Regions from separate parts of the Homo sapiens genome. Here region 2 is linked to region 1. Evidence: chromatin contacts called from ENCODE Hi-C data. All regions are on one chromosome and are shown on one strand. Each heading gives the region's core, a stretch centred on a gene start or an enhancer-like site at or near the end of the contact. The rest is flanking DNA. Distances are from core to core; before and after follow the strand shown. Region 1 has its middle 38 kb from the start of MTURN. Region 2 holds the start of INMT-MINDY4 (INMT-MINDY4 readthrough (NMD candidate)).

Region 1 (2,837 bases), core at 338-2,837:
GGTTGGTAAGTCTCTGAGATTCTCAGGTATATCAGGGAATAGGAACTGGAGGGGGTGGATGGTACAGGTCTCTGTGCCCCCACCCCATGATCCCTAGATGACCATCCAGAAAGTGTCATCAGCCAATTGGAAAGTCATGAAGCAGACACAGCCCTAGACTATTCTAGTGGGAAGGCAAGAACATGTGCTGTGTCCCCGCCTGCTTTCCAACCTAAGGTAGAGGCTGTCCCAGGCACAAGAGCACTTTCAGGTCACTGGTGTAGCTTTTCCAAGGCTGCCTGCCTCTGCACCATCTCTGGGAAGATTCCGAAACTGCCCCATTCCAGTGGGGTGGCCTAGGGGCAGAAAAATGCTCCATGTGCCTCCCAGGCAGAGGTGGGAGCTTGGGGTGGCATTTCTTTAATGAAGTCACCTAGGTTTTCACATCTAGAACTGTGGACATCCAGGCTCCTGCTCACTGCTCTGAGTCACCGGAAGCCTGGAATGATGAGGCTTTTTTTCAAACACTATCTAAGAATCTTTGATGAATCCTCATCATCTGCCATCAGGCACCACGATTTCATGATCCCCAAAGGAGTAGGGCAGGTTCCTGAAGATCTCCCGGGGTCGGTCCACTGGCGCTGGGCCACTGACTCCATGGAAGTGGTTGGTGCAGCTGGCCTTCGAGACTCTGTGCCTTCAGAACCTCATATAGTCTGGCTGTGTCCCCCACCCAAAATTTCATCTTGAATTGTAATTCCCATAATCCCCATAATCCTTAAGTGCCAAGGGCGAGACCAGGGGGAGGTAATTGGATCATGGGGGCGGCCCCCCTGTGCAGTTCTCATGATAAGTGAGTCTCATGAGATCTGATGGTTTTATAAGCATCTGGCATTTCCACTGCTGGCACTCACTCTGTCCTGCTGCCCTGTGAAGAAGGTGCCTGCCTTTCCTTTGCCTTCTGCCATGGTTGTTAAGTTTCCTGAGGCCTCCCCAGTAAGTGGAACTGTGAGCCAATTAAATCTCTTTCCTTCATACATTACCCAGTCTCAGGTATTTATTCATAGCAGTGAGAACTGACTAATACAAAACCCTATTTGTTTTTCGCTTCCATCTGCTTTCCTTTTCCAGTTACTTCATTCTAATTGGTGTTCCTTTCCTACTTCTGGGTTCGTACCTCCCTTCTCATTACTGCTGTGACACATTCTCCCTCTACTGACTGGCAGGCCTGCCCTTCTCCCTGGTGACTGTTCAGGCAGGCCTTAGTGACCACGTGTGTTCACCCTAACCATAGACTTGACCCTTCTGCTTCAAACCCCATTGGAAATTGGCATTTCCTTGCTATTCTGAAAGATGGGAATGGGAATTTGGATTTGAGAGAACTGTAATAGAGCTCTGACACCTTCCTAGAGTCTGGGTGGCAGACTGGGTTCTGACTGGGACCAGATTCCACTTGTCCTTCCTCCTGGCAGGGTGTGTGTTAACTTCAGGGAGCCCAAGTCATTGTAACTCGTGTGCACAGACAACTAGAATCTGTGCCCAAGATGGGTCAGTGAGTCTCGAGTGATGATTCAAATTCATTTTCTTGCCAGGCAAACAAAATCTCTGACTTGCCTGGACTCCCTGTGAAGCTAGCTGCAGCTGCCAGTGCTGGTCTGTGGTGGCCCCAGGCTATGGGATTTGAACAGCTGCCTGCTAACAGCACCACCTCCTCTCCCGGATTTATCTTGCACCATTGCGCCCACAGCTGGGCCTGTGCAGAATGTACAGCATGATGCTGATGCTGTTCAGGCTGCCAGCCCATTGGAAGCACAGCAAATGACTTCTATTTATAGAGAAGGCATTCCTGGGCCACACACAGCACTCTTGGCCTGCTGAGAAGTCGGCCAAGTCCCTGACAGACACCAAGGGGCAAGACTGCAAGCCTCCTCTGCCAGAGAAGGCATTGTTCTGTCGCACACAATGGTAGAGCGGCCCTGGCATGATGTCAGATGAGTTGACAGTAGCAGCAGCTGCCTGTACGTTCCCTCTCCTCGTTTACAGCTGAGCTCTGCCAAACCCAGGGAGCAGTCCGGAGTTTTAGGTTTGGATTTTGGAAAATGAATTGCACCAAGAGGCCAGGACCGTCTTGCTTCAGTTGGCTTAGTAAGGAAATGGCCACAAGCCATAGGTGGTAATTTAGCAGTGGCTGCCTGAGTCGTTAGGGGAATGTAACCACAAAAGGCAGTAGAACGGGCAGCCAGGGCCATTGCAGGGCACAGTCACAGTGGCTGGCCAGGAGGTCTGATGGGGAGGCCTTTCCTTCCTGAAGACCCAGCCTCCCCTGGAATCCTCCCATTTCCCGAGGCCTAGCTGGTGGCACCCAAAACCCACGAGAGAGCTGCAACAGAGAGCTGGGCTGTCTCAGGTAAATGCAGGAAGGGCTACCCCTCTGTGGGTGAGTGATACTAGCTTCTTTAGGCAGCCTTTAGGTTCCCATTCATTAGTTAACTCTGGCTATACCTGAGAAGACAGAGTAACCAGCCTGGTGGTTGAGTGTACACTGTAGAGAAATACAGAGCCAGCCTTAGTCCCAGCTCCACCACTTGCTAGCTGTGGGGCTCTGAGCTAGTTAATTCAATTTGTCCAGTCCTCAGATTTTCCACTAGTAATTTGGGATTAAATAACCCGATAAGAAAATGAACCAAGGACACAGAGAGGCAATTCATAGAATAAAAAATACAAGTGGACAATAAATATATGAAAATGTGTTCAAGCTCTCTAGCTGTTAGAGAACTGCAAATTAAAATAAGGCCTCATTCCTGGCAAATGTTACAAGATTGATAATGCCCAGCACTGGCACGGAGGCGTTGGCACAC
Region 2 (2,837 bases), core at 162-2,661, 580 kb after region 1:
AACAAAAGACTGGCCTTCCCCGAGCAAGAGGGAATTCTGGCAGCAGCTGGTCTTTGGACTTGGACTGCAACATTGGCTTTTCCTGGTCCCACCCTTCAGAGTTTGGACTTACTGGCCTCCACAATTATACAAGCCAATTACTTAAAATAGATCTGATTCTCTCAGTGTACACAAGCTGGGTTCTCTTTCTCTGAAGAACCCTGACTAATAGAGGTACCATATGTCTTCCTTCCACCCTGCCCACAACTTAGTTAGCACCGTGCCTTTATTGCACACTCCTCCAATCATGTAATGCGAGCCCTGCAGTTTCCTGCCTGCTCTGTATGCCTTTTGCAGGCCAGCACGACAGCCGCAGGCCTCCCTGGAGGCTGCCCAGGCACCCGCCCCTTGGAAGCCAGGCCCTGACGACCGCTGGGTGTTCCTGCGTCTGTGGCATCACCCATCTGTTGGGCCCTGTGGATTCAGAATTGTTTGTTTACTTAAAGCCAGAACAAGGCATTCCTGTCCTTCCCACTTTCAGGGCAAGAGGCCTGAACCTCCAGTGTAGCGGATTCATTTCTGTCCGGTTTGTGGCCAAGTCAGAGCCATTTCCTAGTGCCAAAAACAGAGACTGAGCTTTTTTCTGTCTGTGGGAGATTTTACAACCCAGTCCCATTTCAAAGAGAAGACTGAGGCCAGGAGTGTCTTACCCGGAGTAGCCAGGTGAGTCAGTGGCCAGGAAGCCAGGACCCCTCTGACAGTTTATGCTTTATGACCGGGCGCCCTTGTTCTCATTCATGGAGATTGACGACAATTTCTGCTCTTCTCCCAGTGACCTGCACAGTGATGCCAAGTCAGCCATTCTGCTCTGCCTCCTGGGGTCTGAACTGTGTTCTCCAGCAGGGATGGGGGATGCATGAAGCTGCACCCACTGCCTGGCCTAGAGAGAGCCACTGGGCCCCAGTGACCACCAGGCGACAAGATGGGGATCTCACTGTGCACTCAGGTCACAACACCTGTGACTTAGAGGAGTGACTTTGGTCCTTACAGTCAGTGAAGTGGGCACGCAGGTGGGGAAACATAGGTCTGACACCTACTTGGAGGCCACAGAGCAGCATGTGGCTGCCAGGGCTGAGAGTTGCACCCAGGGCTGGGCACCATCAATTGCCTTTGACGGACATGGGTTGGTCCCTAGAGGCAGCAGGGCCAGGGCGGCTGCAGCCCCAGCTGTCATAGCTCTGGGGTTGGGGAAACCTCAGGTGTGTCAGTGTGGCTGGGAGGTGGTGAGACATGCACTGCCTTCTGCATCCCCCTAGAAGGAGAAGCTCAAGGAAAGGCATACTTGGGAGGAGCCATGGGATGAGGCTGGAATGCTGGGGGTGGAGCCTGGAGAGCTTGGAGCCCTCATAAGACCTGATAGCAAGGAGGGGGCACATTTCAGGGACACCATGAAGGGTGGCTTCACTGGGGGTGATGAGTACCAGAAGCACTTCCTGCCCAGGGACTACTTGGCTACTTACTACAGCTTCGATGGCAGCCCCTCACCCGAGGCCGAGATGCTGAAGTTTAACTTGGAATGTCTCCACAAGACCTTCGGCCCTGGTGAGCAGAGGGTGGCCCTTCCCCTTGAGCCTCTCTCCAAGGAACCTGGATGGGGATGGGGAGACGGTGTCCTGGGGGCAGTCTGGTCTCCTCTAGGGGTTTTTGGGGATGGGCTGGGGGAGCTTCTGGGGCCCTGCCCCCTCTCTTTGGGCAGCTGTTATGCTGGAGGTTGAGTCTGTCTCCCCATGGCTCAGGAGCTCTGTGCCAGCTGAAGAGCACAGCCCCGTGCAGTTCCCACACTGCTCTCCATTAGCCCCTAGGTCTTTGGGGTGGAGCAGAAAAGGCTCTCCAGGTCATCATCAAGTTCAGTCCTGACCTTGCACAGCCAGGCCTCTGGGGCCCCCAGAAGGCCAAGGGCAAACAGCAGGGTTGCAGTGGGACGGGATCGCCTGTGCCCGGAGTGTGCAGCCTAGATGTGTCTGTGATGAGGACCTGGAAAAGCCCTGCCCTGGGACAAGGATTGCTAGGTGGGGTCTCAACCCTGAGCAAGGGGCTCAGACCCCAAGGACCTCAACTGAGCCATCTGCACGATGGATGGTGACTTCTGCCTGTCTCCCGATGATCACTGCCCTCCCCATGGTGACCCCATGATTTGATTGTGTCTTCTAAACTCAAGCAGCCGTGTCCTCACTTTAGGCACTTGACTGGGGAACAGTAAGGGTGAGTCTCCTGGTGGTCTGTGGGATAAGAGGGGGTTAAAAGGCTGCTGAGCCTGGAGGAGCAGGCCGGTGTGGGAGGCAGAAATCAGAGAACAGCCGGACTGGGTGTGACCAAGCTTGGAAGGCCAAGTGATGGCCCCACGCCAGGGCTCCAGACAGAATGTTGGAAGTCATGCTTCATTCCAGCTTCCAGGTGACCCTGGATTCACTCCTGGGGCCATCTTCCCAGATCATCTCCTTAGCCCCGGCTTCCTATTCCTGTATGCTTTCACCCCTCCCTCCTCCAAGGAACAAGAAACCCATCCAGGAAGGGCTGGACTTCCAGGGGAGGCTTCCAGCTCCCAGTCAGCCTGAAACTTAAAGGGCCACTGACCCCAGCATGTCCTCTCTGAACTCTCCAGCCCGAATCTTCCCCAGAGCAGGGCTTGGGCCTCTGTTCTCTGTCCCAGAAATATTATACTCTTGGCTTATGTTCTTGACTGAAAGGTATTGGGCTAATTGTTTAACCTTTTACAGACTCAGTTTTCTAATCTGCAAAATGAAAATAGTGATAGCAGTCACTACACAGGGTAGTTTTGAGGTGTAAATGGAAATTAA

Evidence for each region. Hi-C counts contacts between places; a loop is a spot of excess contacts on that map. Pooled maps may share reads with other maps.
Region 2: a pooled map shows a loop between it and region 1 (2.4-fold over the local background). The contact joins the promoter of INMT-MINDY4 here to the enhancer-like site in region 1. A Hi-C loop is called at or near these places in 3 of 168 maps with a recorded cell type or tissue (HCT116, K562 and PC-9), 10 of 37 single-sample maps with no recorded cell type and 17 of 50 pooled maps.

The regions. Positions count from the first base shown.
Region 1 is chr7:30,171,509-30,174,345 of GRCh38, forward strand. No RefSeq gene overlaps it. Among named protein-coding and RNA genes, the nearest start is that of MTURN, 38 kb to the left of the region's middle. Within about 2 kb of position 1,588, at least 20 of the 41 ENCODE cell types and tissues checked have a DNase peak (open chromatin) inside an H3K27ac peak, as active enhancers do.
Region 2 is chr7:30,750,724-30,753,560 of GRCh38, forward strand. It overlaps INMT-MINDY4 (INMT-MINDY4 readthrough (NMD candidate)), which reads left to right and starts at 1,412. Exons shown (of 20, transcript NR_037598.1): 1 at 1,412-1,581. INMT (indolethylamine N-methyltransferase) reads left to right here and starts at 1,412. Exons shown (of 3, transcript NM_006774.5): 1 at 1,412-1,581. The coding sequence starts at 1,428.